Linked DNA regions of Homo sapiens: region 2 is linked to region 1. Evidence: chromatin loops called from intact Hi-C (ENCODE). Cell type or tissue: Caco-2. All regions are shown on one strand. Links, peaks and the distances in the headings refer to the core of each region. The heading gives the core; the rest is flanking DNA. Region 1 has its middle 34 kb from the start of UGT8. Region 2 overlaps LOC105377379 (a long non-coding RNA gene).

Evidence for each region. A loop is a pair of places that touch in the nucleus more often than their neighbours do. Peaks named below come from ENCODE experiments on the same cell type or tissue, not always from the same donor. Only the 100,000 strongest peaks of a DNase experiment are listed, where the experiment ranks them.
Region 2: a loop joins it to region 1, with 8 times the contacts of the local background. A loop is called at or near these places in 1 of 110 quality-filtered maps.

What each region holds. Positions count from the first base shown.
Region 1 is chr4:114,560,359-114,569,091 of GRCh38, reverse strand. No RefSeq gene overlaps it. Among named protein-coding and RNA genes, the nearest start is that of UGT8, 34 kb to the left of the region's middle. RefSeq lists an enhancer at 6,278-7,121. In Caco-2, for the core only: no CTCF peak of the experiment used is centred there; a DNase peak (open chromatin) is centred at 5,461.
Region 2 is chr4:114,475,250-114,483,982 of GRCh38, reverse strand. LOC105377379 (a long non-coding RNA gene) reads right to left here. Exons shown (of 5, transcript XR_001741520.3): 3 at 405-516. Among named protein-coding and RNA genes, the nearest start is that of UGT8, 120 kb to the left of the region's middle. In Caco-2, for the core only: no CTCF peak of the experiment used is centred there; no DNase peak of the experiment used is centred there.

The DNA.
Region 1 (8,733 bases), core at 4,063-6,562:
AGATTCTATTAACAGTGATGGAAGAAAAATAACTCTTGGAAAAGAAACCATTAGTGCCTATAACATCACAAAAGATAGTCTCTGTAATTACTGTGATATAGACAGTAGATATTTGTTGGCCTTGATTTCATTAATTAGTAAAAATACCTGAAAATCCATTATTGCTTTAATGCTTACCTTCAGATGATTTTGTTAAAGCTTGGGTGAAGTGGCAGTAAGAGCTGTGAAATGGCAGAGATAATCATTACATTTTAACTCTCAATGCCTATATCAAGTAATATAAATTAATGAAACATCATTTTAACAAAAATACCAGAACTTAGACATACACATGAATGTTTTCCTATAAAGTACTTACCTTGAGAAACTGAATACTTCCAAAGTAGCCACTGGTCAAAGAAAGCCAGAACTAATCTTTTTTTCTTCTTCTTCTTTTTTAAGACGGAGTCTCGCTCTGTCGCCCAGGCTGGAGTGCGTGCAGTGGCACGATCTTGGCTTGCTGCAACCTCCGCCTCCCAGGTTCAAGTGATTCTCCTGCCTCAGCCTCCTGAGTAGCTGGGATTACAGGTGCCCACCACCACAACCAGCTAATTTTCATATTTTTAGTAGAGACAGGGTTTCACCAGGTTCGTCTCGAACTCCTGACCTCAGGTGATCCACCCGCCTTGGCCTCCCAAATTGCTAGGATTACAGGCGTGAGCCACCGTGCCAGGCTAAGAACTAATCTTAAAGCATTGCCATTAGCCTATGGCATAGCTCTTAGGACTAATTTTAGTAATAAGAAATCTTTGTCTTTCGTGAATAAATTTGCTTATTGGAAATACATAAATGCTATTTTGAGCCAAGCCCGGAGAATTGGATAGGTAGTCAAGCTGTGTATGGCAATATTTTGGTCCAAAAATAGTGACTACTAAGAAACATCTTATATGCTTATTATGGCTTGTTAACATATTCTAGAAACAATTCCAAGTGGAATATTCTAAACCTACTTTGAGAACAGACAGGAAGGACATCCCGAAATCTACCTGAAGGGCAATATTATTTTATGCAGTTATATTAGAAATTATGTTTAAAATCAGTTTGTATGTGTATAGTTACCTTCAAAAGAAACTAATTTTAATACTAGCCTCAAACATATCAGCTTAGCATAAAATATATATATTTAAAACTGTATCTTTGAAGTAAGATAGTTATTACAGACATTTCTCCTAAGTGCTCAGAACATAATAGGCACTTGATAAATGCTATTGGATAACTGAGTTGCAGTCAATCTTAAGTAAGTAATAGATTGAAGAACACTTGCTTGAAAATAGAAATTTATTATGATTTTATGATTATTACCTGGTAGCAAATGTAATCTTCCTATTGACTTAAAGTGTTGGGAAATTCAGCTTATGGGGAAGTAGCCTACTTAAATGTGTCATAATAGACCCTATATTTTTCATTAGGCCCGCTACTGTCATATTCAAAGATATACTCCTACATGAGAAACTTCATAATATAAAATAATTACCTAGGTTTTTAGAAGCAATATAGATTACATAGATCCACAATTGCATATCTGAGCATGGACTTGGCCCACACATTAGTAGCAACAACAAAAACGTTATAGATTATATAGCCATCGTAGTTGGCACAGCCCTTCACAAGTTAAGTAGTTTGCTCTGCCGTGTAAATGTCTTAATTACCGAAGTAAGTAATTAGAAAACCATAAAGTTATTTAGAACTTTAGATGTTCACTTAGGAGTCATATAAGTAGTATTTATGAAAATTACCCCGGAGGAGCAGTAGTGTAGTTTTCGTAACAAAATAGTTGAATTTGATTTTAACTACACTTAAAAGAAGGGAAATCAGTCCACAAAGAAAGTTAGTATCAGTGAGTATGCCTCCCAGATGTGGAGTTACTCTTCTTTTTAACTTAAATATATGACAATAACAGGCAAATATAAAATAGTGAAGGATGATCAGATATTTTGAAAGTATAACTGACATAGGATCTTAGTGTATTATGTTTATATTAATTTGATGAATATTTATTGTACCCCAGTGTAAGATGTTTCCATAACAGATTGTTTGCCTTTGGCCTGTTGCATTTTCCTACTTTGTTTTTCCAAAAAAAAGTTATTTTAACTTTCCTATTTATATTGTAATTTAACACACACACGCATACACACATGCACATATATATAACACAGCACGTCACTCTGGGCATAGATGTATTTTTAATCACGAGGACCCTAAGTTTGTGCCTTGCCTACACATTACTTCTCTTAATATGGTAGAAGTCTATGTAGAGTTGGAAACTCTACTAAATTGAACATTTCTGAAAAACTTCATCTTACTCTGACATTTAGCAAGGAAGATGTTTAGCACATGCTTATTTATTGACCTGATCTGGCCTGGAAGATAAGCACCCTCTCTCTGCGTTCTCTCTACTTGTACAACTTTAGAAAAAAGCATTTATTCTTCTTGAGTCTTTTTCTCCATTTGATTAATGAACAATTTATGGATTTTCTGTATTTGCTATGAGCAGCCCTATTTTGCAATTGTATACTGTCTCTGCTAAAATTGACATCAAGAATCTCTGTGTTTTCCAATTATTCACCCCAAAGCTAGTTTCTTCTCAACACATACTACACACACATATAGACACATTTATATTTTGGCATTCTTCCTTTCATGTTAGAAAATATTATAAAAATACTCTCTTGCCCCTTTTTAAAACCTGTTTAATTATTTTTTTAAGTTTACCAGTTAAATTGTCACTGAATGAGATTTCACGTATGAAGTCCAAACACATTGCCTTGCACAAAAATTCCATAAGCTGCGATTATGATTACTATTCTTAGCACTCTCCCATTTTAGGAAAAAATTAAATAATCCAGAGGAAATGAAGAGTCACAAATTTATAACTTTACTCTCTTCCTCTATATGTATATAATAAAGTAATATTCATGTTTAGAAAGGCAAATATCTGCTCAGTTACTTCTCAACAGCCATTTCAGGTGGTGAGAACTACTCAAGGAAGAAATATGAAGATTTACTGTCAATCCTGATGACTTGAAATACCTGAGCTACATCAAGACTTTTACACCAAAGCAGAATAGAAGGAGGAAATACATAATAACTGCTTTTAAGAAATAGCCAATTGATTAAGCATTTATTTTGCAGACTCTATTTTATCGCAATAGTAGTTTTTACCTGAATTAGGTTAGTGTGTGGTTCTAAATCTGGACACTTTCTTCTGTTGCACTAGTATCTTTGCTTATCTTGTACCTGTATTACATTGTTTTAATCACTTTAGCCTCATCATTTTTCTTTTCTTAATACAGTTTGATTACACAAAGTGTAAAGAATTATCATCATTATGTTATCATTATTTCTCAGGTACATATGGATGCATTTTCTTATTTAATGATGATATCATGCAAGGTACCGGTTCCCCAGGGAAGACCAAATAGCTTTGAAAGCCTTGTCTCAGGAGTCATTTGTAGAATCATTGAAGGCAGCCTGATGATAAATCTCACATGTACAAAGAAATAGTAGTCTAGGCCAAAGTTTTCCTTATTGGCTCAGAGAATGCGAGATAATTAAAAGCAGGTCTGGAATTGAACTAAGAGGCTATGTTTCCTGGCCAATGATGTTACCCAACAAATAATCATGTATGCAAATTACATACAAAAATTTAATTTATCTTTTATAATTAAGTTGTTATTTCAATTGTAAATAGAAGTCAGGAACATCTAGAGTCCTTTCACACTGAAATGATAACTCTGCTGATATGTTCATAATAATAGTTCTTTCATCTCTGTAACACAATGGATGTAGAAAGCCAAAAAAAAAAAAAGAGGGATAAAAAATGATGCAATGGGTTTGAAGCATCACTCCTTCAGTCTTGTAGGTAGGAATGCCCAGCTATTGGTGAAAATGCTATATATAGTATATATAGCTTATATATTATATATGACATATATATATGTGTGTGAAAGGATTTTGAAAGTATATAATACACACACACATGATTAACAGCATACTATTCTTTTCCTTTCTCACTTTGTAATCTCTGTTCCAATATGTCAAGGTGTTTAGCTCAATGTGAAACAGATATTAATTAACCAGACAGACCTGAGCCACAACAATGCAAAACTATAGAACTGTACTTCTCAACATGTGTATATTGAGTCTTGACTCAGCACCCCACTGAGTTATTGAGAGGGACTGAAAAGAAGCATATGAGATTGTCCTAGTCATTTCAAGAGATGGGACTAAACATTCTCACTGTGCAATATGAAGATCTTTAATATGTTCCTTGAATATCAGCTTCTCCATTGTCACTAATGTTGCCAAACCTTCATTTGTAAATTCTTCGTTTTTAATTTTAAAAGGTAAGTAGTATGCCTCTCTTCTTGCAAACTTTGCCTGACTCACTTTAGTTCTCTTTCCTTCAGAAAATATCCTCTGAGCTCTTCTCAGGGTTGGTTGTTCATCTCTACTATATCCTTATACTTCTCCTAGTGTGGCCCTTATGCTGCTTTAATGTAATTGCTTAGTTGTTTGCATCCTTAAGCTAAACTGTAAATTATATAATGAAAAATATATGTACATAATGGGAAAATGATGAATAAATGAATGATAGTTGACTTTCAAATTCCTGTTGTTTGAAATGTGCATATTAATTTCCAGGCATGTTACTGAAAATCCAATACTTTCTAGTTCAGAAATTGAGAACTGAGCTACAATATAATCAAAAGATTTTACTTAAATAATCAAGTCACTGTCTTGCTATATGAAGCAAATAAAATGTGTAGCTGTTAACATTTGTTACATACTGCTATGCCTGGCAGCACGCTAAGCAGTTTACTTCGTTATCAAATTTACTTCTCACAGCAACTTCATGATGTTGACATTGTTCCCATATTATACCTGGGGCCAATTGATTTTATCAAGCATAAGTAGCCAAAGGTCATATAGCTATTAAATGTTGGGGTCAGGTGCTAAATTTAAGCAATCTACCAGTCCCAGCTCTTATCTTCCATGCAATATACTTCTTGTCACTATGCTACCTGCACTAATTATTAACCTATATCCCAGCTTCAAAATACCTTTCTCTCCTCAGCTGGCTTTGAAATTCTAAGGCTGGAAAGCCACATTTCTGCTTTTCTAGCTGGATCTATGCTAGGCTCTGCCAAGAGGGGATGCAAGAGGGTGACTGCAAGGCAGGAGGTGGAAGACAGGAGACTTTCCAGGCTGCTTCCCGTGGGTTTCCTGTATTCTTCTTATCTGGTCGTGCTCCCACTGGGCATATATTAGCTGGGCATAGTTCCCCACTGAAGCAGCAGAAGTCCTTTTTGTAATTGCATAAGAATGTAGTTTGTGGTTTTCCAACACTTGCAGAATCAGCTTTATCAAGCTCCTCTCCTCAGAGAGCCAGGTCCCACTCCCGCAGGAACCCTCCCCTAAGGTCCTCAATGTCAATGAATCACTGTTTGTTCTGACCTAATTAACAACTTCATGCATAGGAGCAGTCTCTTCTGAGTGGACATTGACCCACACCAGGTCATACATACAGCTATTAAGTGATATATTCAGAAACTAAAGTTGGGCCAGTCTCCCAACCACAGCTGTTATCTATTGTGAAAGATTCTTATCACTGTGCTAACATATGTGATATTCCACTTGTTTGTCATCATTTTCTAAATAAATAATAGTAGGAGGTAGAACAGCAAAGAAATAAATTAACAAAAACAAGTTTAAAGCTTAGAAACTCTCATATTTAAATCTATTGTTCATACAATCACATGGATTTCTTTAAACAGTATTTCCAATTCTAATATAGCCATATAGATAGATATAGAACTGGATATATGCCTATAACATAGCTAATACATAGCCATATATAAATAGATTAGCTAGATATATAGTGACTATATTATTAAAACATATAAAATGTAGCCAATATATCTCTCTATATACTCATATAGAGGGAGAGAAACAGATATCCACCTAGCTAGCAACTAATTTGGGCTTTCAGGTGTCTAAAGTGGTAGTCAGAAACATAACTTTTCACATCTACAATGGATAATTAGAATGTCTATACTTTTTTCTATCCAGAATAAATGCCATAAAGAAATTTGTGAGTTTTCTGTTTTCAGGTTTAAAACTACTAGATTGTTGTTTTTGCTGCTACTGCTCCTATTATTTTCCACACCACTGCAATTGTAAATATAAGTGAATTTTTTTTTTAAGTTCTTATTTGGAGAATTTTAACAAGTGATAGATATGACTTTCATTTGATCAGCAAACATTTTAATCACTTATATGCTAGGTACTGTGCCAAGTGCTAGTTTTATAATGCAAATAAGACAGAATATGCAGTTCCTGCCCTGCTGTTATGGTCTAACTGGGTTAAATATTTAAAACGTGAGTACTTTATAGAGTATTTAATGTTTATGTATTAGCTTTTGGGGTTATTTTTTGGAGGAAGAGTGAGAATAAGAAAGGACCTCTTAATATGCAAGATAGTGTGAAAGGAAAATAAACCTTGGAACCCCAAAATCACTGAGCTAAAGGGAAAAGTCAAGCTGGCAACTGCTTAGGGCAAACCTGCCTCACATTCTATTCAAAGTTAGCCCTCTGCTCACTGAGATAAATGCATATCTGATTGCCTCCTTTGAAAAGGCTAATTAGAAACTCAAAAGAATGCAGCCCTTTGTCTCTTATCTACCTATGACCTGGAAGTCCCCTCCCTACTTTGAGTTGTCCTGCCTTTGATTCCAGTTGCCTTGCCTTTTCGACTACTGATTGATGTCTCATGTTTCCTTAAAATGTATAAAACCAAGCTGTGCCCCAGCCACCTTGGGCACATGTTGTCAGGACCTCCTGAGGCTGTGGCACAGGCATGCATCCTTAACCATGGCAAAATAAACTTTCTGAATTGACTGGGACCTGTCTCAGATATTCAGGGTTCATTTGGTAACTATGAAGAGATTCTGAGTGGAGATGCCCCTGACCTTTGAAAAATCTATGGGTGCCTGGTACCATCTTGAGCTAACCTTATGGCTCAAACCAACAGGACAATTTGCCGAGGCCTGGAAGCACCCCCTCCAGAGAATCCCTATTCTCCCAAAATTTGGTTGAGATCTAATGTTTATTTTGCTGTACAACTCTTTTTTGTTTGTTTGTTTTTTGAGTTTTACTTGTTTCCAACAAGGAAGGCAAGTTTTCCTCCCTCCATTGATACAGAAGGCAGGGCTCCTTGCCAAACTCCACCCTCAAACCTGGAACCTCAGCCCTAAGTGAAAACAGCTGACCCTGATACAGAAGGGCTGGGCTCCTGGCTACACTCCACGCTCAAGCCTGGGACCTAGGCCTTAAGTGAAAGCAACTGACCCCATTTTTCCAAATGATTGCCTTTTTGACCCACCCTGCCCCCTATCCTGTGCCCATAAAAACCAGCCCAGCTGGCAGAAGAAAGCTACAGCAACACAAGCAGCTGAGCCTCAGGGATACAAACTGCTGAATGTCGGGGATAAAAGTGACTGAGCAGTGAGCAGAGAGGTAACTGAACATTGGAGACTATGGATAAGGATGGCTAACTTCAGATGGTGCAGTTTTGGAGGGGAGCCTGGCCAGAGATGGCTGGGCTTCAGGGAAAAATTACCTTCTTCCTGCACCATCTCCTAAGGCTAATGAGAAGCTCAAAAGAATGCAGCTATTTGTCTCTCAAGTACCTGTGACTTGGAAGCCCCCTTCCCAGTTCCAGCTGTCCCATTTTACATATGTTGACTGATGCCACGTCTCCCTAAAATGTATAAAACCAAGCCTCTTGAGGCTGTGTCACGGGCATGCGTCTTCAACCTTGGAAAAATAAACTTTCTAAATTAACTGAGACCTGTCTCACATTTTCAGGGTTTACAAATTTACTGTTAGCTAAATCTTCTGAGTTATTGGCAAAAATACCTATGTATTTAACTTTGAGGGTCTTACTTAGGTTTAGGTAAGCACCTGATGTTCACAGACTACTAAAAATGTGTTTAACAAGGAGGTAACTAACTTTAAATGATAGTGTCTAATATCTCAGTTTACGGAAGTAATCTAGATAAACTGATAAAAGTAAAAGAATTGAGTACAGTGAATGGGATAACACTTTAGGTAAACTTTTTATTTAAATTAAAATCTTAAAACATTTTGATGCTCATTTAATATCTGCATCATTTCCAGTTAAAGGGTTATGATATGGGGAACCATGTTTCTAAAATTGTGGATTTATTCTTATCTATTAATGCCCATATCTGATGGTTCAGGATTTCTTGCTTTTTAGGGTTGCACTAAAATTTTAGTTTACTAAGGAAATGAATTCTACTTAATACATAATTCTGTATATCAAATGTGTCAGAAAAGGTTATGTTATTAGTGAGGAAAAGAATAATTTTGTCTAATTCAAAAGTTACCTAATAGTTCAAATTACCGATTTGAAAAGGTTGTTTATGAAACCATGTAGTAACAAACCAGAAGGTGGGGAGAAAGATGTGGGAAATGTTTAGATTATAAAATACTCTTTAAAACCCAGTAGAGAATTGGAGACATTTGGCTAATTAACATTTTCATAGTTAAAGCTCTGAGTCTTGATTAAAGTAAAATAAGAAGTATTGTTAAAAAAAAAAAGCATCAGCAGTTTGGCAATTCTTTTTGTAGCAATTCAAATTTCATATACATGCTTGCGTTGCTTTGCAC
Region 2 (8,733 bases), core at 3,544-6,043, 85 kb after region 1:
CTGTAGGCCATATCAAATTCACTAATATTTGAAAAATGAAGGTAAACCATACATGCCTTTATTATATCTAAATTAAAGCCAATCAGTAGGGTGGCACTTGTTCTAGATAACACAGTTAGTTGCAAATTATTTTATCTTTTCTCCTTTTCTTTGTTTTTCATACAAATGACTCCAGTAGAGCTTAAAATAGTTTTTTTTTCTGTTTCTTTGTTTTGTTTAACTTTTAAGTTCAAGGGTACATGTGCAGGTTTGTTATATAGGTAAATTTGTGTCATGGGGGTTTGTTGTACAGATTATTTTGTCACCCAGGTATATTAATCCTAGTACCCATTTGTTATTTTCCTGACCCTCTCCCTCCTCTCACCATCCACCCTCTGATAGGCTCTAGTGTGTGTTGTTCCTACCTTTGTGTCCATGTGTTCTCATCATTAGATCCAATTCATTTGTGAGAACACGCAGCATTTGGTTTTCTGTTCCTGCATTGGTTTGCTAAGGATAAAGTCCTCCAGCTTAATTCTGAGAATTCATGGAATAAAAAAAATTATGCTAAATTTAATCATTCTGATACTGATTGTTATATATTATTTATTTTAGTAAAATGAGAATGTTAAAACTTCATAGTGATTTTTGCAAGTGAAGAAAAGGAGAATATTTCACCCCAAAATACACCTCTTTGACATACATAGTTTTAAGCTTACTGCAATTGGGAAGCAGCAGTTACAGAAAAGACTGACTTTCCCTTTCTTACCTATGGCAGGCTATAAACATTCCTATAAAAAAGATGCAGGGGGGCTCTGCCTTCTCTTTCCACATGTAGATGGAGATATAAGTTCTCGCTTGCTTATCAGCCCAGAGGTGGCACCAGCAGAGTCAAAGGAATTTGGGAACAGACTTTGACTATTTTTATGCAGCTTTTCCCACATTTGGGACCCTAAAGCTACTTGTTATTTCTGTCTTAACACTTCTAAATTGATTGTTCTTTGTTAGATATGCTATATAAGCAGGAACCCTAAGCCATCATATTATGAGAAACTTTTGAACTGAGGTTTCTCCCGTGTGGTGTACACTGCACAGATAGATAAAAATGTCTGTTTTTCTCTTGTTAATCTGTCTTTTGTTACAGAAGTGTTCCCACTATGCACTTAAGGGGTTGAGAAAGAAGTTATATATTTTCTCCCATTTACAGGGAAAAGTTGTGTATTCATCCAATCAAGAAATATTTATGTATTTACTAATTTCTTACCAGACACCACACACTAGGTTGGATACAAGAGCTTTCAAAATGGGGTAAAGAAAACAAAAATCATAAATTACTTCTAAAAATAACTTTTAAGCCAATAAATGAGAGAAATACATAAACTCTTATAGTACAATGGAATAATCTAATCATGTTTATGTAAAGATGTTTTGGAAAGGTCTAAATCCATTTATGTTAAATTTGGATACGAATAGGGGCAAGTTATAGAAATATAATGTTTTTTTTCTGTCTAATATGTGCCAAGCATTTTATATTATTTTATTTAAACATCACTACAGGCTGTAGAAATTCAATGTTTATCCCAATTTTGTAGGTGAGGAAATTAATGCTTATAAATATTAGAAATACCAAAGGCACAACAACTAGTAAGCAGTCAAGCCTGGCTTGGAATCCAGTTCTTTTTGGTTCCAAATTATTTACTATTTTCAGTACGCTGAGCATCTCCAGGAAACACAGATCTGAATTCTGGATTTCAGGCAGGAGATATTGAGAGGTGACAACATGCTAGCAGCCCTCGCTCATTCTCAGCATCTCCTTGGCTTCGGCATCCGCTCTGGCTGCACTCAAGGAGCCCTTCAGCCCGCCGCTACACTGTGGGGGACCCTCTCTGGGACTGGCCGAGACCAGAGCTGGCTCCATCTGCTTGCCAGGAGGTGTGGAGGGAGAGGCGCGGGCAGGAGCCGGGGAGCTGGGTTCCGGATGGGTGCAGGCTCAGCGGGCCCTGCACTGGGCGCAGCCGGCCGGCGCCTACTGGGCTTGACTGGGGGATGAGCTCCCTTTGGGCTGCCGGAGTGCCTGGGCTAGATGCCGCAAAGTCCCACAGCGAGTGCCATTGAGAGGTGAAGCCAGCTGGGCTTCTGGGTTGGGGAGGGACCTGGAGAACTTTTCTGTCTAGCTAAGGGTTTGTAAACACACCAATCAGCACTCTGTGTCTAGCTAAAGGTTTGTAAATGCACCAGTCAGTGCTCTGTCAAAACGGACCAATCAACTCTGTAAAATGGACCAATCAGCTCTCTGTAAAATGGACCAATCAGCAGGATGTAGGTGGGGCCAGATAAGGGAATAAAAGCAGGCCACCCAAGCCAGCAGCAGCAACTCGCTCGGGTCCCTTTCCACGCTGTGGAAGCTTTGTTCTTCTGCTCTTTGCAATAAATCTTGCTGCTGCTCACTGTTTGTGTCCACGCCACCTTTATGAGCTGTAACACTCACCACGAAGGTCTACAGCTTCACTCGTGAAGCCAGCGAGACCGTGAACCCACCAGAAGGAAGAAACTCCGGACACATCTGAACATGTGAAGGAACAAACTCCAGACACACCGTCTTTAAGAACTGTAACACTCACTGCAAGGGGCTGCGGCTTCATTCTTGAAGTCAGCGAGACCAAGAACCCAACAATTCCGGACACAATATCAGTAAATTATTCCACTACCAGAACCAGGAGAGTGATAAAATGAAAGCAAAATTTTAGAAAAGTAATCTGAGAGGAATTTTGGGAATCAAGTAATAATGTATAGAAGCAGATAATTCAAATAGCTTGCTGAGATATCAACATAAAAAGGGCTTAGGCTAGAATAGTAACAGCTAATAAAAATTAACATGACCAACTACTGTATACCACATTTTGTGCTTGGCATTTCACAACGACTTTCAGGATAAAGTTATGAGGTAGGTGATATTATCCCCATATTACTGTCTGGAGGTAAAGCAACATGACAAGGTCACATAGCCAATAAATAGAAGAATTATGATACAAACCCAGATCTTTTTGGTTCTGAAAACTGAAATCTTAACCACTATGTTATAGTAAGATTAGAACAGAAATGTCAAATATAATATTTTGGAGAATCTTTTGATAACAAAATAAGGAAAGAGAATGTGCTTGAAAGTATTAAGCAGAAGTTATCAGTGCCAACGACAGATCAGATGACAAAGCTAGACCCTGATGCAGAATGCCCACCTCCTACAAATAATTGTTTCTGTCTTGTTTCCCATCACCATTTATATCATCACTGCCACTATGATCATCCAGTAGCACCTACACTCTCATCTTCATACTTCTTTCGATATTCTTCTATTTACTCCCTTCCATCAATGCTTCCCTACCTTATAAACCCTTCCACTCTGTTGGGGGACTAATGGACACACACATATCGATGGTTCCTCGGAACAATGTAATGAGTTCTGTGTTTCTCTTTTTGTGTGGTATTGCTGTTCTAAAAACTACAGATATCAGTGTTTTTACAAACTCAATGTAGATTGATGCCTAGAAAACGATATCCTCTTCTGTTCCCACCATTCTTCTCCAAACCCTATCACGTCCTTGAAATACTGTTCTACGATCAGTATGTTCCCGTATATTCTGTCTTCTCTGTAAATTCCCTCCAGTTCCTTTGTCCCAACTGACACTTCAGAATCTTCTGAGGATCTGAGGAGATTGCCTTCTTTGTAGCCTTCTCAAGCAGAGGTTTTCTTTTGTTCTTCCGCACTAGCCAGTTCTACCCAATCTGACTTTATAATTGCTGATCCACCAATTTTGTTTTCTACATCTACCTGTCTATCAGCATTTTTATTGAATTCAAAATCCAAGAGGAAGACCTATTCAACAGGCTGATAATGCATGGTTTGCCCTCTTCATTTTAAATAACATTTACTGCCATCTCCATCTCAACAAATCATCCCCGTGGTCAAATCCTGTGGTAGCACTCCTCACACAGGGGCACCAGCTGCCGGGGTCTGCCTGCAGACCCTGACCCAGCGACGGATGAATAAAGTACACTGACACACAGATAATCTGTTTTGCCAGTTCAGCTGAGTGTCCAAGCCATTTACAAATTCCCTGCTGAGTATTGTGAACAGTTGCAACTATGGCCCAATCAGCTGATGAGACTCACATTTATTCAGTAAGATTAATTCACAAAGGCTTGAGTCAACACCATTAGAGGGTAATTGACATTGTGGACTTCCCGAGTAAAAAGCACTTAAGCACCTGTGGTACATCAAAGGTTAGTCTTAAGACCACATGAGTAAACAAGCTAGCTAGTTAACTACCCCACATTCCTTTGTTACTACTCTACTTTATTTAACTAAAGGTTAAGATCAGGTTGTCTTCAACCATATCTGTTACCAAAGTTATGCAAACTTCTTGGCCTTCCAAGATTTGTGTCTATCTCTGTAACTATCTCTAATATTTTCCCTACCAGCCTGACTGAACCCAACAACATTCTAGATGCTTCTCTTCTAGAAACTATGTCAACTACAGCATCTGTATTTCAACCATATTGCTTTACAACGATTGTCTTTTACTTTTCTATCTCACTTGCAAAAGTACCATTGCTGAAATAATTCCTCAACTTCATTGAGGACCAATTCCTTGACCTCGCGATTTTCTCATTACCATACTGTCTCCTTGTATATTAGTTTTCCTTTTAAACCACATTAGATTATATGGTTCCACACTACCATCACTCATTAAAAAAACTTGTTTGCAAATATCCTCAATTTCTCTACATCTGCCACTTTCTATGGTAATTCTCTGACAAACCAAATTTTTAATGAGTAATTCACCTTCTAACATGAAGACAGAAGAAACTTCTGTGGCTGGAAAGAAATATCATATGAGTAAGCTGACTGGTTTTTACTTAAAGGGAACATCATGAGCTTTAAGTGGGCATTCTACATGGGCAGTCATATTCTAATGAGGAAACAGAAACAGTCAGAGAAGAACTTTCTTGTTTTCTTCTAACCAAATCTATAAAATGGCCTTAATCTGCATCTATCTGAAACTTTTTGCAGTGTATTTTCCATCACTAATCACAGCATACAGGTTTCAAAGAATTTCTACAGGACTGAAAAAAACCAAATCATGCCAAATAGTGGGAGGAAGAGCTACCTTATTCCAAAAAATACTAGTATCAGAACTCAGGTTTCATTAAATACATTGATACCTAGAATAAAAGACTCTCTTGCAGCTTTCTGTGGCCAGATGACTTTTGTTCAATGAAATATTAAGCACTGTGTTGTATCTCCAGAAAGTCCCCATTTTGCTTTTCTCTTCTTTATTCTTATTTTTGTGCTGTCATGAAAGTGATTTCAGGAGCTTCAGAATCCATCTAATACCATGAAGTAACCTTGAAGAAACCATGTGCAAGGGCTACAGAGGAGAAAGAAGAAAGCCTGGCCTCTAATCACACTGTGGATATGCTTCCACTGGCCAAATCTGGATTTCTTTTGTATAAAATAAGATAAACGTATATGTTGTTTAAACCACTTTTGTTTGTTTTTAATTTTTCTGTCATATGCATACATCAAAATTCATAAATGATGTGGTTTACCTGCAAATATCAAGAATATGCAATACAGGCTGGGGTACAGTGGCTCATGCCTGTAATCCCAGCACTTTGGGAGACTGAGGTGGGCAGATCATTTGAGGTCAGGAGTTCGAGACCAGCTTGAGCAACATGGCAAAATTCTGTTTACAAAAATACAAAAAAATTAGCCTGGCTTGGTGGTGCACGTCTGTGGTCCCAGCTACTAGGGAGGCTGAGGTAGGAGGATCTCCTGAGCCTGGGAGGCAGAGATTGCAGTAAGCTGAGATCCCGCCACTGCACTCCAGCCTGGGCAACACAGTGAGACCCCATGTCAATATATAGATATGAATTCATATATAATAATAATATATAATATATAATAATAATTCATATATAGAATTCATATATATATGAATTTTTTAAAAAAAGAAAGAATATACAAGAGAAGTTTAAAACTTACCTGGTAATAAGGGATAAATGTGTAATATAATAATTGCTTTCTATACAATTAAGCCTGAGTTTTGATAATTTTTTGGTTATTCTCCCATCAAAAAAGAAGAAAATAAAAAGCTTAGCAGTTCATTTTCATGATCTCAATCCTAAAGCAAAGAACTATTTTCCAACATTGTGCTTGTAAGTGTCTAAAATCACAAAGTGAATGAAAATTGTGTCAGCAAATTTTGAGAGTAGTTGAAATAATAAAAAATTTTCTAATTAAGTGCATTAATAGGCTAAACTTACTTAAACAAGGAAATATTTTCTTTTGTATGTCTTACAAAATCATCAACCATATGATTCTAATTAAACACAAAAATGGAGATGGGATTTTATTTTGTAAATTAATATTTTATATTTCAATAGCTTTTGGAGTACAAATACTTTTTTGGTTTCATAGATGAATTGTATAGTGGTAAAGTCTGAGATGTTAGTGTACCCAAGGGATTTTATTTTTTAAATTAGGTTTTTGTTAGACAATTGCTTTAACAATCTAATGTATTTATTTTTATTTTTTAAAGAATTGGCAAATAATAGCTGTGAAAAATTACTGTTTGTTTCCTCCTTAAACATGAATTTGCATTCTACCCTTACAATGGCAGGACATTACTAGAACAAAACAACATTATCATTTCCTAATTTCTATGTATAAAACACCTACTATATGCCAAGAGTATCTAACATACTATTTCATGTTAACCTGTCTACAACATAGAAGAAACTTAATAAACTATAGTTGACTTAACTGATCTTCACAAGAAGCCTTACACACTTGGGTTACATTTATTCACTCACTAAGGGGAAGATCTGAGCCTTAACATGGGGAAGATCTAAGTAAGATTATATGATTGAATAAAGTTACGTGTTTGGAAAAGAAATCTCAGGTCTTGGATCAGACCTCAAGCCTGCTTGAGAGTGGCCTATGTCCATGTCATTCCTACTATTTCCGAAATCCTCATCACTTTGAATCAGAATTTAAAACAAGTATGGGTGTTTCCACTTAATTTTAAGTGAGTAGATATGATAGAATACTAAATAGAAGTTATCTGATGTGCCCATATTTCATTTGCTCTCTTAGCACTTGCGACAACGAAGTGAGAGAATTAACACATAAAATAGTCAGATTATACCAGAATTACTTAAAAAAAAAAATCACATCCAGCTGGGTGTGGTGGCTCACGCCTCTAATCCTAGCACCTTGGGAGGTTGAGGCAGGCGGATCACCTGTGATCAGGAGTTTGAGACCAGCCTGGCCAACATGGTGAAACTTTGGTTTTCTGTTCCTGCATTAGGAGCTCGTCTCTTCTAAAAATACAAAACTTAGCCGGGGTTGGTAGCAGGCACCAGTAATCTCAGCTGCTTGGGAGGCTGAGACAGGAGAATCGCTTCAACTCGGGAGGCAGAGGTTGCAGTGTGCCAAGATGGCGCCGCTGCGCTCCAGCCTGGGTGACAGAGAGACTCGAGTCAAAAAAAAAAAAAAAAAAAATAACAACAGTGATTGAATTTTAGAATTATCATTTTCAAATTATGCTTTTAGTTGGCTGTCCAAGAAAAACCTGGTGAAAAATATTTCTTTTTTCTTGTATTTCCTTAGTAGTTTATTTCTACATAGTAGCATAAGAAAAGAAATCTTTCTCTTTAGGGTTTTTCCTCCAAAATTGTATGAAGACTATCTGACCTTACAGTTCACGAGGTTAATGATTCGATCATAATTTGTTAAAGTTAATTAATTACACGGTAATGCCTCCTGAAAGGCATTACTTGGCTTTCTCACAGTAATTTAGTCAAAAAATAGAAATATTTTGTTCAATTGTCTAGCTAAACAATACAGAAAGATATGTTAAAATAAGCATATCTGACTAACCTACTTTCATTGCTTTTATTTTTTATTTTTTAATTTTTAAAATTGGATTTGTTTCAGCTTTTTTTTACAGACAAATAGCTGAGTGCCACTGTGATTCTTCTACAAAGTTTATAGACTGAATACGACTTTTAGAAAAATGCTATTATTCTAACATCACCTTTCTATTATAAATAATGTGTGCTATTTTTCAAGGTAAAGCTAACAAATATTGTTAACCTGTAACTGTCTAGATATTTAAGTTGGTCTAGATGTGTGTGTTGTGTGTATGTGTGTGTATTAATTTACCTCTAAATAAAGCTTTCATCACATTATTAACTATGCAGTATTTTCATTTTGATTTTTTTTATAGTTTATGATTTTTAAATATCTTTGATCCAAGATTTTAGTGAGCATGTTTTTAAGATATCAAGTAGTTAGATTTTTTGTTTTTGTTTGTTGTTATTCTGAGGCTGGAATATTAAATTATAATTTTATTACATCTGTGCATTTACATCTATTGATATGATAATATTAAAGTGTAAATGTAGTGAATAAATTTTTTGGATTTTATAATATTAAACCATATTTGCCTTTTTCTGGCATAAAACTAATTTGATCATAATGTCTCTTTTTTATATGCAGTGTTGGTTTGTGTTTATTGGTAATTTGAGGGATTTGACATCTTTATTCATGAGTGAAAAGAACTTTTAAGTTTTGCTTATCATACTATTCCTGTTGTGAAATTATTAAACATCATAAAATGAGAGAAAGTTTTCTACTTTTTCTATTCTTAGAAGTTTTTTTAAGAATTGAATGATTTGCTCTTGGAA